Linked DNA regions of Homo sapiens: region 2 is linked to region 1. The links are chromatin contacts, found by Hi-C or POLR2A ChIA-PET in ENCODE. All regions are on one chromosome and are shown on one strand. The core of a region is the stretch at or near the end of the contact, and the rest is flanking DNA. Distances in the headings are between cores, read along the strand shown.

The links. A loop is a pair of places that touch in the nucleus more often than their neighbours do. ChIA-PET counts read pairs that join two places held with the same protein, here RNA polymerase II (POLR2A). Pooled maps may share reads with other maps.
Region 2: a map of CD8-positive, alpha-beta T cell shows a loop between it and region 1 (33-fold over the local background). The contact joins the promoter of PRKAR1A here to the promoter of USP32 in region 1. A Hi-C loop is called at or near these places in 1 of 168 maps with a recorded cell type or tissue (CD8-positive, alpha-beta T cell) and 5 of 50 pooled maps. POLR2A ChIA-PET finds 5 or more read pairs at or near these places in 2 of 52 experiments (GM12878 and activated T-cell).

Annotation. Positions count from the first base shown.
Region 1 is chr17:60,390,702-60,393,401 of GRCh38, forward strand. It overlaps USP32 (ubiquitin specific peptidase 32), which reads right to left and starts at 1,432. Exons shown (of 34, transcript NM_032582.4): 1 at 1,181-1,432. The coding sequence starts at 1,238. RefSeq lists an enhancer at 1,147-1,988 and silencers at 1,163-1,222, 1,253-1,472, 1,583-1,902.
Region 2 is chr17:68,511,039-68,513,738 of GRCh38, forward strand. PRKAR1A (protein kinase cAMP-dependent type I regulatory subunit alpha) reads left to right here and starts at 1,392. Exons shown (of 11, transcript NM_002734.5): 1 at 1,392-1,510. RefSeq lists silencers at 573-932, 1,353-1,862 and enhancers at 866-1,439, 1,193-1,282.

The DNA.
Region 1 (2,700 bases), core at 182-2,681:
TCATTTTGAATACCCGTCTTTTAATCTAATTACCATTTTATATCCTTAGCTACTAAAACCACCTGGAGCATGGCTGATTTCTTGACTTGGAAACCTGTTAACAATAATGCCTAGCTCCTAATCTTCTTAATGTTTTTTCACTTCTTACCAAGAATATCCATTAAATGTCTAAAAGAAATACAAGCATACACAGATCTACACACACTGAAATCCCAGTCATGAAAAATTAAGACATTCCGGCCATAAACTGTGCAACAAGACACTTCCAGTTAGTGTGTGCTTTAGTGATCATGGACAGCGGTATCAGAGTGAGTGGTAGGGGGTTGGGGCTGCCAACAATATACTGTGCCTCAGAGCCAATAAGCAGCAGGCCGGGACTGGCAGCCAGGCCAGTCTCTAAAGGGAGATTTAACACAATATCTGAATGCTGGACTTCCCAATGCCATTTCATGGAGAGGGATGGAGCGAGAACTGGGCATCAAGTGCAGTCAAAGGCTTTGGTCAACGTCGGAGGAGATGAAACCTAAGACAAGGTCTGGTGCCAACGCCAGCTGTCCAGTCTCATCTCACCTCAAACACAACTTCATTTCAGATCGTTCTTATCAAAGTCAGCCGCTCAAACGGTGAAGGGTGGCAGAAGCGGATGGCCACAGCCCTCAAGAGACAGGCATAGGCTCTGGGAAAAGGCAGGGACTCCCCAGATACGAAGGGGCTTCCAGTAGCAGAGAGGAGCGCTTTGCAGCCGCCTCCTCGTCCCCTTCCAGCTAAGGCTGTTAGGAACGAGGTTAGGATGTTATTTGAGGTTTTTATGAAGGAATGATAGGAGAAAATGGCAATGAAGGATGAGGGGGGCTGGATGGGCTGGAGCCGCCCAAGAAAACGGGGAGAGGACTTCCCTGGACACATCCAGGATCACAACGCCACCAGCGAGCACGGGCACTGCCCTGCCAGCGCCGATCCCCCTCTCTCAGGACAAGCCCCTTTCCAAACGGCCCTAATTCCCAAACGCTGCTTCCCACCCGACCTCTCTCCTCCACCACACTCCCCAAGGCCGGCCGCCTTTCCCTTCCGCCTCAGGCGCCCCACGCCCTCAATCTCCCCTCTCCCTCCCGGTTACCCACCCTCCAGGCTGCCCGTCGCGGGCCTCCCAGGCAGCTCGCCCAGACCCCTCCCCCCTCACCTCTCCTCAGCGCCTCCTCGTAGCTGAGGAATCCGATCCGTGACTCCTTGGCACCCATGCTCCCCTCATCCCCTCGGCGGGGGGTCGGAGCCTGATCTCGCCCCCACCCCCCTCCCGCCTTCTCCTCGGCGTCCCTGGGTGACGGTGACGGTGTCGGCGTCCCCCGCCCCCACCTCCCCCCACACTAACAAGTGCGGCTTCTGCCCCGGCGGCTCCTCCCGGTCGCCGCCACCGCCTCCATGCCGGATCACGTGACTCTTCCGCCCCGCCCCCTTCCCCTGCCTCCTACTCCGCCCTTCTCTCTCCTCTCTCTCCTCCCTCTCCTTCCCTCCTCACGCCCTCTTGCCACTTCCGCCCCCTCCCGCCAGCTCCGCCGAGGGTCACGGGACCCGAGGCCAGACACTGTTCCCGGTAACGGCCGCCCAGGGCCGCACGCTCCGCCCCTCCCCAAGCTAACCGCGCGCAGGAGCGCCGGGGAGGGGGACGCATCTCCGCACGTAACGCATCGTCCCATCTTCCCGCCAATCGCAGCCGCGCGCCCCGCCCGGGCGCCTCCGCTGGCGACGGGGGGTGGTGACTTCCGGGGCGCTTGAGGACGACCCCCCCCGCCCCCGCGCCCACATGTTCTGGCGTTCGGCGGGTGGGGTCCGAGCAGCTGACGGTTAGTGTGGCAGTTGCCGGGACCTAACATGGAAGACCGCAGAATCTTAGGGAATGGGGTTCTGAGGGATGCGGCATATGGCTCAGAAGAGAAAGGAGTGGGTAGGCAGGGAGCTCCCAACCTTAGGGACGTCTTTGACTGGGAGGGCGTTGTGAAAGGAAAGGAGAATCTCAAGGCTTTCCTGTGACAAAAGAATGCTCACACCTAGCGGGAGATCCCTGAGGAAAGTGGACCTTGTTAACGAAGTGGATCTGCCTTTTCGGGTCATCTCGCCTGCCCGGCCCACCTTCTCCTCCTGACCATGCCTCTTGTACACATTCTCTGGAAAGCGCTGTGCAAAAGGCTTATCCTCTCTCCCAGAGTTTCTCCCCGAGAAACATGAGGGCTACAAGGCTTAGCGTGGAGTCGTTTTAATCTGTGGTAAAATATACGTAACAAAATGTACCATTTTCACAATTTCTAAGTGAGTTCAGTGGCGTTAAGAACATTGATATTGTTTTGCATCCATTGCCACGTCCCATTTCCCACCGTTTTTCATCTTGCAAAAGGGAAACTCTGTGCCTATTAAACGGTAACTCCCCAATCCCCCTCCCACTGGTCCGTGGCAACCGCTGTCCTACTATCAATTTCACTACTCTTAAGTATTTCCTCTGAGTGGAACTCTGCAGACTTTCTCTTTTGTGACTGGCTTATTTCACTTGGCATCGTGCCTTCCAGGTTCATGGTGTGGCAGCATGTGACTGACTCTCCCACTCCACCTCTCCATTTCCCAAAGAATGAAAAGCAGGGATGTGAACAGGTATTTGTGCCCCCGTGTTTATAGCAGCATTATTCACGAGAGCCAAAAGGTGAACACAAC
Region 2 (2,700 bases), core at 142-2,641, 8.1 Mb after region 1:
AAAATATTATCATTTCAATCTGGAATCAATATAAACACTATTGAGCTACTTTTTTGTATTGTGTTGAGTTCATGATTTACTTTAAACATACAGCCCTTGAAGTATATACAATGTTACTACAACAGCTCCTGGACACTTGCATATGTGTGTATTTTGCTTTTTTGTATTGTGTTGAATCCATTATGAATTTTAAGCACACGGCCCTAGAAATATATACAATGCTACTAAAGCAGCCCCTAGCCAGACACTTGGACATGTTTCCTTGATGGGCCTTCTTTATTGAGTTACAGACTTGATGTGTCTAAAATTGTACCGTCTCCCTTTTCTTCCTCCTTAGACAGATACTCTGATGGAAAAAAAAAATGGCTGAAAGAGTAAAGTCGCTTTTCCTCCGAATTTTCCCCATTAGTGCAGCTTGTCTGGACAGCTGCGATTTCTTGTTGGGTCACAGGGCATTTTTGACAATCTGCACGCTCTGCACTTCTCCCTCTGTGAGGTCAGGAGTGATGGGGGGGCACTTCAGGTTCTAGAAGGACTCAGGCCTCCTCTTGGACCCTGACAAAGTCCTTTCCCGTGCCTGGTTTCCACAGGGACGGTGTTGCCTGCACAGACGACAGCACCCCCGGCGGGGGAGAGCGGCCCCAGCGGAGACTCGGCAGGGCTCAGGTTTCCTGGACCGGATGACTGACCTGAGCCCGGGGCCCGGGCGGCGCTGGCCGGGCACAGGATGCGCGGCCCGGAGAGCGCATCCCGGCCATCCGCCCGCGCTCGGCCCCGCAGCGCAGCTGCTGCAGATCCGCGGGGGCCGCCACCTCCTCCGGGGGCTGGCAGCGACAGGACTCTCCCCGCCCCGGCCCGGGGCCCTCCCTTGCAGGGGCTGCGGGGAGGAGTCGCCCACCTGTCATCTGAGACGCCCCACGTGGGTCGGCCAGGGAGGGGGTGGAAAGGAGGGAGAAAAGGCAGAGGCGTCAAGGGAGGCCGGAGGGAGAGTGGGGTGGACAGAGGAGCGGAGGGACGAGAGGGAAGCGCACGATAGCTGCGCGGAGAGAGAGCGAAGAGCAGGCGGAGGAACAAAGGCGACCCAAGACACCCAGAGAGGGACAGGTAAGGAGGGGCAGGTGAGCAGGAAGGAGGAGAGAACCGGGCTAGGGAGACTGCGGAAAGGAGAAGTGGCGGGCGTGAGGAAACTGCTGTGGATAAGGGACGAGTAAGATGGAAAGAATGGCGGAAGACGAACGACCGCAGAGTGAGGGTCCTTCCAAGAGCGACCAGGGGGGAGGAACTGGGGCTGTTGCGCCCTTAAGGTTGCTAAGGCGACGGTTCTGGCCAGAGCGAGGCGCATTGACGTCAGTAGCCGAACGCTGATTGGCTGCGGCCAGGCCGTTTCCGGTGGAGCTGTCGCCTAGCCGCTATCGCAGAGTGGAGCGGGGCTGGGAGCAAAGCGCTGAGGGAGCTCGGTACGCCGCCGCCTCGCACCCGCAGCCTCGCGCCCGCCGCCGCCCGTCCCCAGGTGAGTGGGGTCGGCCGGGGGCTCAGGCGAGGTGAGCTTCGTCGCTTCGCAGCCGGTTTGCGGGAGCTGGACCGATCCAAGATGGCGTCACGGGGAGCGACCTGCAGGGGGACGGCCGCACCCCCTGCCCCTCCCCGGCCCGGCGGGCGCCTCCCCGCAGGCCTCACGCCCCCGGCTCCGAGTCTGCATCCTCAAGGCCGTCTGGGCGTTGGCTTTGGTGCGGGGCTCCCCAGCCGCCCCGCTCGCGCTCGCTGCCCCCACCCCACGGCTCCTGGGGCCCTGGGCCCTCCGCGGCCCTCCCCGGCCGCCTTCGCCCCCGCGCGCCGCGGCCTCTTCGCTCACCCTCCCCCATTTCCTGAAGGACAACGGCTCTATTTTACTGGGGTCCGCCATCGTCTCGTCCGCCGGTCCTGGCTCTTCTTGTAAGCCGGTAGTTTTCCTCTCCACTTTTGACGACTCGTCATTGCTAGCAGTAGCCTTTCCTCTTCATAGCGGAGTGATCTTTCCCCCAACACGACGGTCTTAGTCGGGCTCCTGAATTTCCTCTTGTCCCCTTTCACCTCTCTCCCTTTCCCAATTTTGCCCCCCTGAGGCCTCCTCGCCACCACTGTGGCCTTCCGACTGGCGTAGCTTGAAGTCTCGGCTTCCCTTCATTTTGTGGTCATGACCGTGGCCTACGTGAAGTGAAGGGCATTTTCCTGCCCTTCTTCTAGAAAATACACGGTACCTATTAACCTCTTCAGCTCAGAGCCTGTGGTGACGACCGTCCTACTCCTTGAGAGATTCCCAAGAGATCCGTCTTTTTAGCAGAGCGAGGAAAGCAAACACTTACTCAAGATGACCCTAGGGGAGCCGTAACTTGGCTGGTCTAAGGGGGTGCGGTCTGAATCAGGAACAGTTTCTCAAAGTGTTTTTATTTATTTCCCAGAATGTAATCCTTTCGAAACAATTTTGTCACAACTGAATTTTCAAAAGAATGAATCTGAGTGTTTTGTTTTACATAGAGACAATGCAGCGAAAGTTTTAAAGCAGTTAAATAATTGTGTGTGGGGAGGGAAGGCTAGGTTGTTGGGCTTTACAAATAAGTACACATAGAGAATCCGGGTAACTCGATTAAAAATATTAAGACTGTGAAGTCTGGTTATTCAGGGATTTACATGGTGACTGCATTAATTTTGGTACATTTCTGT